Linked DNA regions of Homo sapiens: regions 1, 2 and 4 are each linked to region 3. Evidence: chromatin contacts called from ENCODE Hi-C or POLR2A ChIA-PET data. All regions are on one chromosome and are shown on one strand. The core of a region is the stretch at or near the end of the contact, and the rest is flanking DNA. Distances in the headings are between cores, read along the strand shown. Region 1 overlaps TGIF2-RAB5IF (TGIF2-RAB5IF readthrough). Region 2 holds the start of DSN1 (DSN1 component of MIS12 kinetochore complex). Region 3 overlaps RBL1 (RB transcriptional corepressor like 1). Region 4 overlaps LOC105372606 (a long non-coding RNA gene).

Region 1 (2,954 bases), core at 199-2,698, 480 kb before region 3:
CCCAAACTATAAAAACCAAGGTCTGCAACAGTGGGAAACTGAGTTTGGTTGAGTGTGCCTGGGTCTGGGTCTGTGCTATGTTCAGTCTCTTTTTTTTTTTTTTTTTTTTGAAACGGAGTCTCTCTCTCTTGCTAGGCTGGAGTGCAGTGGCACAATCTTGGCTCACTGCAACCTCCGCCTCCCAGGTTCAAGTGATTCTCCTACCTCAGCCTCCCAAATAGCTGGGACTACAGGAGTGCGCCACCATGCCCGGCTAATTTTTTGTATTTTTTAGTAGAGACGGGGTTTCACCGTGTTGGCCAGGATGATCTCGATCTCCTGACCTCGTGATCCACCCACCTCGGCCTCCCAAAGTGCTGCAATTACAGGCGTGAGTCACTGTGCCCAGCCCCAATTTCTTAATTTTTGTACACACACACATGAAAGTGAGATGCCCTAGGTAAAGAAACTGAGTGGGCTGTGGCTTGTGCCTACAGTCCCAGCTACTCCAAGGCTGAGGCTGGAGGATCACTTAAGCCTGGGAGTTTGAGGCTGCAATGAGCTGTGATTGGACCACTGCACTCCAGCCTGGGTGACTGAATGAGACCCCAAGACCCCATCGTTTTTTTAATTTTTTTTTATTCTAAAAAAAAAGAGAAACTGAGTAGGGATTTCAGATACTTGCCTGAACTCATATAGCCCATATAAATATGGAGCTCGAATTCAAATTCAAGTCTGTTTTCCTTCAGGGTCACTCAGGTCTGCCCAGAACCTACCTGAAGTAATATAGTGGTCACTTACTAACATAGTATCATCTAGCTGTCTAGAACAGTGCTGTGGGCTCAGCACAAGAAGTTTCTTCTGTGAATGAAATCTTGGTGGTCTCTCCTACAGGTCACTCTCCTTCAGGAATTTGGAGAGAGAGCCTCCCCACTCAAGTTTCCCAGATTAAAGAGCCTCAGCTCCCTCAGCCATTCACCCAAGGTCCTGATTTTCCCCCATTTCTCTCTCAGTATCTCTCAAACTGCACACTTGGCCCTGGAGCTCAGCAGAATAGGCACATGCTGTTACAGCTTTTCAAAGTAAGTTTAATATTCAATTCACATCGGCCGGGCGTGGTGGCTCATGCTTGTAATTCCAGCATTTTGGGAGGCTGAGGCGGGCAGATCACTTTTGAGGTCAGGAGTTCAAGACCAGCCTAGCCAACATGGTGAAACCCCGTCTCTACTAAAAATACAAAAATTGGTGGGGTGGGAATGGCGCACCCCTGTAATCCCAGCTACTCGGGAGGCTGAGGCAGGAGAATCGCTTGAACCCTGGAGGCGGAGGTTGCAGTGAGCCGAGATCATGCCACTGCACTCCAGCCTGGGCGACAGAGCGAGACTGTCTCAAAAAAAAATAAAAGGAACTGAAACCAAAAGTGTCTTCTGCATCAAGCTTCAAATGAGCCCTGGAGTGAGCAAGCACTCTAGATAATGAAAGTGAACTGCGGGATAATGTGGCTAGGGCCCCTCCTGTGACGCTGGGAACATGATCTAAGGACATCCACCTTTTTTATTAGAGTCTCATTCAGGAAACAGCTTTTAAATGTATCTGCCCTGGTCGTGAATACCCGCTGTCTCTTTGGGCTGGCTATGTATAGCCTGGCCGCCTCTCTATACCCTTGTTCTTTTTTTTTTGAGACAGATTCTTGCTCTGTCGCCCAGGCTTGAGTGCAGCAGTGCAATCTCGGCTCACTGCAACCTCCGTCTCCTGGGTTCAAGTGATTCTCCTGTCTCAGCCTCCTGAGTAGCTGGGATTACACGCACGCACCACCACCCCTGGCTAATTTTTGTATTTTAAGTAGAGACGGGGTTTCACCATGTTGGTCAGGCTGGTCTCAAACTCCTGACCTCATGATCCGCCTGCCTCAGCCTCCCAAAGTGCTGGGATTACAGACGTGAGCCACCGCACTCAGCCTATACCCTTGTTCTTAATAGGGCTAAGATGATGCTTCAAGCTTTTGGGTATCGATTTTGGACTTTGCATTAATATTTTTTTTGTTTTGTTTTGTTTAAAAAGGTGGCCGGGTGGCGTGGTGGTGCATGCTTGTAGTCCCTGCTACTTGGGAGGCTGAGGCAGAAGAATCACTTGAACCAGGGAGGCGGAGGTTGCAGTGAGCTGAGATGGCGCCGCTGCACTCCAGCCTGGCCGACAGAGTGAGACTCTGTCTCAAAAATAAAATAAAATAAAATAAAGGTAATGGTAGTGATTGGTGGGGAGGGGATCTGCCATCCTCTAGATGGGTGGTCAGGGAAGTCCTCTTCCTTTCCACTGTTTTTGAATGGTAGTTTCTCCATGGCCCCCAGGCTTAGAACCTTTTTTTTTTTTTTTTTTTTTTTTTTTGCCTCAACTTAGCCCTAGGAATAAGCATCTCTGGGGTAAGACTGAGGACTCTGGATTTTAAAAGTACAGTCTAGCTTGAAAGCTGCTACATGGGCTGGGCACGGTGGCTCATACGTGTAATCCCAGCTCTTTGGGAGGCCAAGGCTGGTAGATCACGAGGTCAGGAGTTCGAGACCAGCCTGGCCAAGATGGTGAAACCCCATCTCTACTAAAATTACAAAAATTAGCCTGGCGCGGTGGCAGGCACCTGTAATCCCAGCTACTCGGGAGGCTGAGGCAGGAGAATCGCTTGAACCCGGGAGGCAGAGGTTGGAGTGAGCCGAGATCGCACCACTGTACTCTAGCCTGGGTGACAAGGCAAAACTCCGTCTCAAAAAAAAAAAAAAGAAAAGAAAGCTGCTACATGAAAACTCCATATGGCAGAGGCCAGGTCTGCCTTGTATGGCTGTATCCTTGCTATGTTATGCACTAGAGCTGCAGAGGATAAGGTGTGGCACTCGAAGGATGCAGAAATAACCATCACTGCTGTCAGTGTTACTGATTTCAAAGGCATTTCTCTATGACCCAAGCCTGGTTTCAAATTCTTGGTC
Region 2 (2,700 bases), core at 67-2,566, 300 kb before region 3:
CCTGGCTAATTTTTGTATTTTTAGTAGCGATGGGGTTTCCCCATATTGGCCAGGCTGGTCTCGAACTCTTGACCTCAGGTGATCCGCCCGGCCTCAGCCTCCCAAAGTGCTGGGATTACAGGCCTGAGCCACCACACCCGGCCCAGTCTATTCTTCAGACAGTTGCCGGGACTTTTCCAAAGTGTAGTCAACACCTCAGGTAAACTAGTCCCAATTTACCCATTCCTGCTCTCTCCTCCCAGTCCTATTCCCTGTACTACTTCTGAATCTTTGCACATATCTGTCCTTCTACCTGTTAAACTTATTCATCCTTCCCAACCTGGCTCAAATATGAAGCTTTCACATCACTTATCTTTGGCAGAGTTGGTGGTTATGCCCCTTGGCCTTCGTAGCATTGGCTATAAAATCTGTTTACATGTCTGTCTCCCCAGCCAGGCTGTATTTGTATTCCTAGTGACTGTCAGGAACAACTGCCTGGAAGGCAGGGATGTCACCTAGGCATCTCTTCATCGTCCCCTCCCTCCCAGCAGAAATCTGTCTGTGGGGGGTGCTAAGTAAAAAGATATGAATATATGCAGAGGGACAAAAAGGAAAAGATAACAAGGAGGGCTCGGTCAAGGATCTGAATCCCCCACGGTCCTTATGACAATATCACACAAATCCAGGCTTGGATAATAACGACTGTATCACACAGATCCAGGCTTAGAAAAGCAACAACTGTCAACTGTTAAACGCTTATTCTGTGCTAGGACCTGTGCTATGTAAGCGCTTTACTTGCATCGTTATTCCACTTAATCCCTTCCACAACTCCGTAAGCACCATTAACTCCACTTTGCAGACAGGGGAACTGAGGTTCAGAGGGGCAAAAAGCCTGGCCCAAGCTTGTGACACAGCCAGCCTGGGGGCACAGGGGCAATTCGAACCCCAGCCCTCTACCCAGTCCTCACCCCTGTTTCTGGAGCCTAGACCCCTGGCACGGCAGATACGTCTCTAATGGGGTCGGTAAGGGGGACTGCCCTCGGGTTTCATTTCACCCGGGAGGAGGTCGCAGCGCCCTCGGGGACCCCCAGTGTCCACGGTCGGGGCCGGGGCTGCGGCGGGTCGAGCTGGGCCGACGGGTACGACGCCGAAGAGATTAGTGCGGCGGCGGGCGGGGCCACATCAGAGGACAAGTCTGTGACTTCCTGACGCCCGTCCAGTCCGGAACCTCCGTACCTGAAACACAAGGCCACGGGTCGCTCTCCACAGCCCCAGGTCACTCCTGGACGCCTTGCGCACCCGCAGCCGATACTCCCTGATCAGGGTGAAGCGGTCTCCACCTTCTACGTCACGGTCACCGCCTCCGAAACTCCCGCCAACCAAGGGCGCATGCGCGGCCGTCAGTTTCTCGGGCACGCGCGCGCAGAACGCCTGCCTCCGGCGATGCACATGCGTACACCGCCGCCCGACGCGCATGCGTACACCGCCGTCCAACGCTCCTGCCAGCTCCGCTCCTCTAGTCCAAGTCCTTTAGGTCCTGTCTGGCCACGTCACCACCTCCCCGCAACACCCCGCCCGGGAGTCCCTTTCCGGGACCCGCCACACTATCGTGTCCTTTTGCGCCCGACGGCCCCAGAGCCCATCTAAGATGGGGGAAACAGAGGCCCGGAGAGATTCTTGCCGGAGGAATACAGCGCCTCAAAGGGCATCTGATGCCCTGTCCCCGTCGCTAGGCTCTGGTTCCCACTCCCTTTATCTCCTTAACTCCCAAAATGTGGACCGTGACTCTCCCCAGGGTGGACTGGAGCTCTGAGCTCAGTTTGCCTCACAGTCTATCCCACTCCTGCTCTAGGACTTTTTCTCTCTCATTTCCAGGCCACTCCCTCAAACGGCTTGCTTTACTTGCTTGGTGGGTGGGGGCCTGCCCTCGGGTTTCATTTCACCCGGGAGGAGGTCGCAGCGCCCCCAAGTGGTCGCAGTGTCCTTAGTCGGGGTCGGGGGGTGCGGCAGGTCGGGCTGGTCCTTAGGGGTAGGACGGGGACAGGGCATCAGATGCCCTTTGAGGCGCTATATTCCCAGGCGCTGTTCCCTCTGCCTGGGAAGGCTTTCCCTGCTTTTCCTAGCTACATCCTCCAATTTTTTTGTATTTTGAGACGGAGTCTCGCTCTGTCGCCCAGGCTAGAGTGCAGTGGCGCGATCTCGGCTCCCGGCAACCTCCGCCTCCCGGGTTCGGGTTCAAGCGATTCTCCTGCCTCAGCCTCCCGAGTAGCTGGGATTACAGGCGCCCACCACCACGCCTGGCTAATTTTTGTATTTTTAGTAGAGACGGCCACTAAAAATGTTGGCCAGGCTGGTCGCGAACTCCTGACCTCAAGTGATCCACCCACTTCGGCCTCCCAAAGAGCTGGGATTACAGGCATGAGCCACTGCGCCCGGCCACATCCTCGAATTTTAAGCCTCAGCTAAGGAATGATTGATTTCTCTCCAAGCATTCTCTCTGGCCTTAGGCTGAAAACCAACTGTCCTTTCTGTGCTCCCAGGAGCCCAATCTGTTCCTGCTCCACTATCCCATGCTGGTCTAGGAGGCTCCAGAGAGCGGGCTGCTTCCTCAGCACCCAGCACGACGCCACCAAAATGTCCCCTTGGATGTGCACAGTCCTTTCTTTCACAGAAAAACTTCCAAATATTGAATTATAAGCAGCCCACAGTCCAAAAGAGGGG
Region 3 (2,968 bases), core at 336-2,835:
CGGTGCAAGATGTGCTTTGTTAAACAGATGCTTGAAGGCAGCATGCTCCTTAAGAGTCATCACCACTCCCTAATCGCAAGTTCCCAGGGACACAAACACCGCGGAAGGCCGCAGGGTCCTCTGCCTAGGAAAACCAGAGACCTTTGTTCACTTGTTTATCTGCTGACCTTCCCTCCACTATTGTCCTATGACCCTGCCAAATCCCCCTCTGTGAGAAACACCCGAGAATTATCAATAAAAAATAAATAAATTTAAAAAAAAAAACATAAAATAAAATAAAATTAGTTTGAGGGAAAACAGAAGTCTCCCAAATGGAAAGACAATTCCATTTTCCAAATGGGAATTTGATTACAAAGCACCAGATTGTTACAGGTTAGGAGTAAAATTCAAGAGTTTGAGTTCCAATGTGTGGTTCCACAACCAAAAGTAAAGAAGGTAGCACATACTCAGAAAAAAACTTAATAGTTCTGGTGCCCAGGTTGGAGTGCAGTGGCACCACCTTGGTTTACTGCAACTTCCACCTCCTGTGTTCAAGCAAGCCACCGTGCCCAGGCCAATTCTGGGTACATTTTTTTATGTCCCTATGTTAACGTGGTCTTAGATAGAAAACTTGTCATGTCAAAGCTCACTTAATTAAAGGTCTAGCAATATATACAGAATAATACTTGTAATTTTTTTTTTTTGAGATGGAGTCTCAGTCTGTCACCCAGGCTGGAGTGCAGTGGCATGATCTTGGCTCACTGCAACCTCTGCATCCCAGCTTCAAGCAATTTTCCTGCCTCTACCTCCTGACAGCTGGGACTACAGGTGCACACCACCATGCCTAGCTAATTTTTGTATTTTTAGTAGAGACAAGGTTTCACCATGTTTGCCAGGATGGTCTTGAACTCCTGACCTCAGATGATCCACCTGCCTCGGCCTCCCAAAGTGCTGGGATTACAGGCATGAACCACTGCACTCGGCCCTATGTTCTGATTATTTCATGTAGATTGGAAAGGCTTACTTGAGTCCATTTCGCCTGGCCAATACTTATAATTTCTTTTTAAGGTGACAGAAGACATTAATAGCAAATCATCCAAAGCTATTTAATGTGGTTTGGATGTTTTGTCCCCTCCAAATCTCATGTTGCAATGTAATTTCCTTGGCTGGGCATGGTAGCTCATGCCTGTAATCCCAACACTTTGGGAGGGTGAGGCTGGAGGATCACCTGAGCCCACCAGTTTGAGACCAGCTTGGGCAACACAGTGAGATCTCGTCTCTACAAAAAATTTAAAAGTTAGCAAAGCATGGTGGTGTGTGACTGTGGGCCCAGCTACTCAGGAAGCTGAGGCAGGAGGATCACTTGAGCCTGAGGGGTTGAAGCTGCAGTGAGTCATGAACATGCTACTGCCTGGGCAAGAGAGTGAAAGCCCGTCTCAAAAAAATAAAAAAGAAACGTGACCTCCAATGTTGGAGGTGGGCCTAGTGGGAGGTGTTTGGGTCATGGGAGCAGATCCCTCATGAATGGCTTGGTGCTCTCCTCATGGTAGTGAGTTTAGTTGTCACTCACCTGAGATCTGGCTGTTTAAAAGTGTGGCACTTCCCACCCTCAATTGCTCCTGCTCTCATCATGTGATGTGCCTCCTCCCCCTTCACCTACCGTGACTGTAAACTTCCTGAGGCCCTCACCAGGAGCAGATGCCAGCCCCATGCTTCCTATACGGCCTGCAGAACCCTGGGCCAAATAAATCTCTTTTTTTAAATAAGTCACCCAACCTCAGGTATTCCTTCATAGCAACGTAAAACGTCCTAATACAGCATTCAAACTCTGGACATGCTGATATAATCTGAGACTCTTAAGGACCTCATTAAAAGATTCTTACCAACAGCAGCAAAAAATTTGTCAGATTACTAAATATTTTTTGGCTTACAAAAAATTATGCTCCCTTACAGAGGACTTTAAAAATTTTGTTTTTTGGCCGGGTGCAGTGGCTCACGCCTGTAATCCCAGCACTTTGGGAGTCCGAGGCAGGTGGACAACCTGAGGTCAGGAGCTCGAGACCAGCCTGACCAACATGGAGAAACCCTGTCTCTACTAAAAATACAAAATTAGCCGGGCGTGGTGGCACATGCCTGTAGTCCCAGCTACTCCGGAGGCTGAGGCAGGAGAATTGCTTGAACCCGGGAGGTGGAAGTTGCGGGGAGGTGGAAGTTGCGGGGAGGCGGAAGTTGCGGTGAGCTGAGATCGCACCATTGCACTCCAGCCTGGGCAACGAGAGCGAAACTCCGTCTTAAAAAAAAAAGACTGTTTTTATTTTTGGATGATCACATTTTGCATGTGAAACCCTCTGCTTTGAGGACATTTCCACTTTTGAGCCTTGTCTACCACTAAACAGATCAGCTTTACTGGAAGCTAGGATGAAGGCATATAATCTGATATCCTTTATCAGATACATCTGCTTGAGATTTTGAATCTGAAGCTGCTGGTGCAGAGAAGTGAAGAAGTGGTGAATTCTTAGAGCAGGATCAATCTCCTGGGGCAAATAAAGTGGCAATGTCCAGGGACAGCATTGCTAGCCATGCAAACTATGTCCCTGCTAGATGGATTCTGTGATATGCTCTTTGGCTGTGTGGCCAGCATCCTTTTGTTCCTGGCCTTTTCTAAGCGTAGTTTTCTTAAGTCATCCTAAAGATTTTATCACCTATCCAATACTTCTTTTAGGTCAGGCAAAGTTGGTAAGTGATATCTCTTATTTTTTTGAGATAGGGTCCCGCTCTGTCACTCAGGCTGCAGTACAGTGGCATGATTGTGGCTCACTGCGGGCTTGACTTCCTGGGCTCAAGCAATCGATCCTCCCGCTCCAGCCTCCCAAGTAGCTGGGACCACAGGTATGTGCCCCCACACCCAGCTAATTTTAAAATGTTTTTTAGAGACAGGGGTATCACTTTTTGTTGCCTAGACTGATACTTGCTTTTTATAAACAAGAGC
Region 4 (2,906 bases), core at 334-2,833, 260 kb after region 3:
ACCTGGGAGGCAGAGGTTGCAGTGAGCCGAGATAGCGCCACTGCATTCCAGCCTGGGTGACAAAAGCAAAACTGTCTCAAAAAAAAAAAAAAAAAAAGAGAGAGAGAAGAAAACGTAAAAAATAAAGACAAGCATAAAAGAAAAAATTATTAAGCTCATCGGTGATCCCCCACCCCCAGGGCAACTGCTAGTATCATGGAAGTGTTTATTCCATTTTTCCTGTGCCCACTTTTTTAAAAGACAGAAATAGTTACATCATTAATGCTATAATATTTTAATTTACTAATATGACATGAACTCTTTCCATGTCAAAACATATGAATCTTTAGCTGGGCGTGGTGGTGTGCGCCTGTAGTCCCCGCTATTCAGAGGCTGAGGTGGGAGGATCTCTTGAGCCCCGGAGGTTGAGGCTGCAGCGAGTCGTGATTGTGCCATTGCACTCCAGCCTAGGCAACAGAACAAGACCTTTTCTCAAAAGAACTAAAAAAGAAAATAAAAGTTATGTGGATCTACATTATTAATTTTAAGGCCGTCATAATTATCTACTTTATTAATGGACTTGTCCGGCTGCACCAGAAATGATAATAATATGCATTCACTGGGTATCTAGCATGTGTGTCATTACACAGCCATATGAGGTGTGTACAAGTATCCCCGTTTTACCAATGAGAGAAGTGAGAGTCGGGGGTTAATGACCTCCAAGGCCACACAGCTACCGAGGCAGGATTCAAACCCAGGTCTGCTCTTAACCGTGATGTTCAGCCACCCGGCAGGTCCCTCCCACTGACCCCTATATTTGTTTCTGCAAAAAAATTCTGATGAGTCAGAGCCCCGTGTGTGCATTTTACCAGTTCCACTTGGAGGGAAACTTTATTTGCAGGGCATTACATTGGGGCAGGAAGGGTTGGGGGAGCAGACATCACCATCCCTCCAGCCTGCCCCCTGGACATCGCACTGCTTCCCTTAGCAGCTATGGAAACCACTCCGACCAGAGAGGGGAAGGGACTTGCCCAAGGCCACACTGTTCAGAGGCTGCACAGGACTGCAGTCCTGGCTTCCGATTTCCCACTGGGGTGTGGATGAAGCATGCGGGACACACGAGACATAGGGATTAGAGGCTCCAGGTCCAAAGGGCAGGGACGGTGCCAGTCTTGGTCACTCACTGCTCACTTGTCTGTCCCCAGCTCCAGCACAGGAGCTGACATGCAGGCCTGAATGGATAAAGACGATAAGGAAGGCAAGACTGGGAGGGATCTCTGTGGAAGACTTCCAGGAGGGGCCGGGGTTGGGCCAAAGGGGAGTGGGGCTTGGACCAGCAGAGAGGAGATGGTGGTACTGCGTGGGCAGGTGTGTGGAGGAGGGAGGAAACCTGGCCTGCTGAGGAGAGAAATGGGTCTGGGAGCAGGCCAGCCAGCCAGAGGGGATGAGTCTGGGCGTGGCCAGAGCAGACCAAGGAGGCTCCAGGCTCCGCCTCTGGGGCAGCCCCACTCCCCCACCAGCCCCCCGTCCCCCAGCCCCACCACAGAGCCCTGCCTGGGTAATTCCTGAACAGGAACAGAAGGAGGAAGCTGTACAAGTGACACTCAGCTGGTGAGTGGGAGGCAGGGTTTGGTTTCCTTTCCAGATGAGCCCTGGGTTTGTTCAGCCCTGGTGCGTGCCCCCACCCCTGCCCCTCCCCTGCTGTCTGTGGCCTTGGCTCAGGCACTGGTGAATCTCAGAGGCCAGGCAGGCCAGAAAGGAGCCATCCAGGCCAGGAAATGGGGAGGTCCTGTTGCGTGGGAATCCCCTGGGAGGGTGGCTTGACGTGTCCCCTTCTCTCTCGGACCAGACTGTGAGAACTGAAAGCTGGGACCGCAGCTTTCACATCCTTCCGGTGTGGCAAAGTCCTTTCCATCCTTCAGGACCCAATCTATTTTATTTTTTTACTTTGGAGATGGGATCTTGCTTTGCTGCCCAGGCTGCAGTGTAGTGGCACAATCATGGCTCACTGCAGCCTCAAACTCCTGGGCTCAAGTGATCCTCCTGCCTCAACCTCCTGAGTAGCTGGAGTACAGGCACACCTACCATGCCTGGCTAATTTTTAATCATTTTTGTAGATACGGGGCCTCGCTGTGTTGCCCAGGCTGGTCTCAAACTCCTGGGCTCAAGTGATCCTCCTGCCTCACCCTCCCAAAATGTTGGGATTACAGGCGTGAGCCATTGCACCCAGCAGAGACTCAATCTAAATGTCCCTCGTTTGGTAAACTCTCCGAGAATCCCCTATCAAGGCAAACTGACAAATGCTCCCCACCCCCGAACTCCTGTAGCACTCAGAACACACTTAAAAATAAAAAGAATCACTGTTTATTGGGTGTCCACAATGCACAGGGTCTCACATTTCACCTCCTTGTTGTACCTCTCAGCATCACTGACAGTTGGCACCATCCTTAGTTCCATTTTACTGAGCAGCTCAGTGGGGCACAGGGAGGTTGCAGGGTTGCAGGCAGTGGGGCTGGGTCTCCTGGATACCAAAGTGTGTCGCTCTCTGGCCCTCCTGCTCATAGTGTTTCAGGGTCTGTTTCCTCTTCTGGCTTGGAGCCTTCAAAGGGCAGAGTCTGTGTCCCTGGAGACCTGGCCTTGGGGAGGTGTTGACCCATGGACAAATCTTTGAACCTCCCCACCAGCCTTCACCATGATGAGGACCTAGGCTGGTGCCTTGTATACAGTAGGCTGTTACTGAATTCTTGTGACATTGAGAAAGCTTGATCTTAGTCCAGGCTCTGTCATAAACTTGCAGTTTGAGTTTGGGCAAGTCACTTCTATTCTCTGGTCCTAAGTTTCCCTGGGTTTAGAAGGAAATGTTTACAGACAAGTGTCTTAACTTCCTCCCTGTCCGAAAATTCAGTCCTTTGCTCTAGAACATGGCA

Evidence for each region. A loop is a pair of places that touch in the nucleus more often than their neighbours do. ChIA-PET counts read pairs that join two places held with the same protein, here RNA polymerase II (POLR2A). Pooled maps may share reads with other maps.
Region 1: a pooled map shows a loop between it and region 3 (4-fold over the local background). The contact joins two enhancer-like sites. A Hi-C loop is called at or near these places in 1 of 50 pooled maps. POLR2A ChIA-PET finds 5 or more read pairs at or near these places in 2 of 52 experiments (activated CD4-positive, alpha-beta T cell and activated T-cell).
Region 2: a pooled map shows a loop between it and region 3 (3-fold over the local background). The contact joins the promoter of DSN1 here to the enhancer-like site in region 3. A Hi-C loop is called at or near these places in 1 of 50 pooled maps. POLR2A ChIA-PET finds 5 or more read pairs at or near these places in 2 of 52 experiments (PC-9 and activated CD4-positive, alpha-beta T cell).
Region 4: a loop to region 3 is called in a pooled map, with 3 times the contacts of the local background. The contact joins two enhancer-like sites. A Hi-C loop is called at or near these places in 1 of 50 pooled maps. POLR2A ChIA-PET finds 5 or more read pairs at or near these places in 3 of 52 experiments (A549, activated CD8-positive, alpha-beta memory T cell and activated naive CD4-positive, alpha-beta T cell).

What each region holds. Positions count from the first base shown.
Region 1 is chr20:36,594,448-36,597,401 of GRCh38, forward strand. All of the region lies in intron 2 of TGIF2-RAB5IF (TGIF2-RAB5IF readthrough), which reads left to right. Among named protein-coding and RNA genes, the nearest start is that of RAB5IF, 9.9 kb to the right of the region's middle. RefSeq lists an enhancer at 1,272-1,641. Within about 2 kb of position 1,449, at least 8 of the 41 ENCODE cell types and tissues checked have a DNase peak (open chromatin) inside an H3K27ac peak, as active enhancers do.
Region 2 is chr20:36,772,447-36,775,146 of GRCh38, forward strand. DSN1 (DSN1 component of MIS12 kinetochore complex) reads right to left here and starts at 1,317. Exons shown (of 11, transcript NM_001145315.2): 1 at 1,216-1,317. It overlaps LOC124904894 (a long non-coding RNA gene), which reads left to right and starts at 2,689. Exons shown (of 2, transcript XR_007067574.1): 1 at 2,689-2,700. RefSeq lists enhancers at 1,076-1,621, 1,243-1,302, 1,433-1,572, 1,583-1,662, 1,622-2,168.
Region 3 is chr20:37,070,231-37,073,198 of GRCh38, forward strand. The region is part of intron 2 of RBL1 (RB transcriptional corepressor like 1); the gene reads right to left. Among named protein-coding and RNA genes, the nearest start is that of RBL1, 24 kb to the right of the region's middle. Within about 2 kb of position 1,586, at least 5 of the 41 ENCODE cell types and tissues checked have a DNase peak (open chromatin) inside an H3K27ac peak, as active enhancers do.
Region 4 is chr20:37,335,113-37,338,018 of GRCh38, forward strand. LOC105372606 (a long non-coding RNA gene) reads right to left here. Exons shown (of 2, transcript XR_936699.2): 2 at 2,328-2,821. Among named protein-coding and RNA genes, the nearest start is that of SRC, 9.6 kb to the right of the region's middle. RefSeq lists an enhancer at 1,208-1,707. Within about 2 kb of position 1,584, at least 15 of the 41 ENCODE cell types and tissues checked have a DNase peak (open chromatin) inside an H3K27ac peak, as active enhancers do.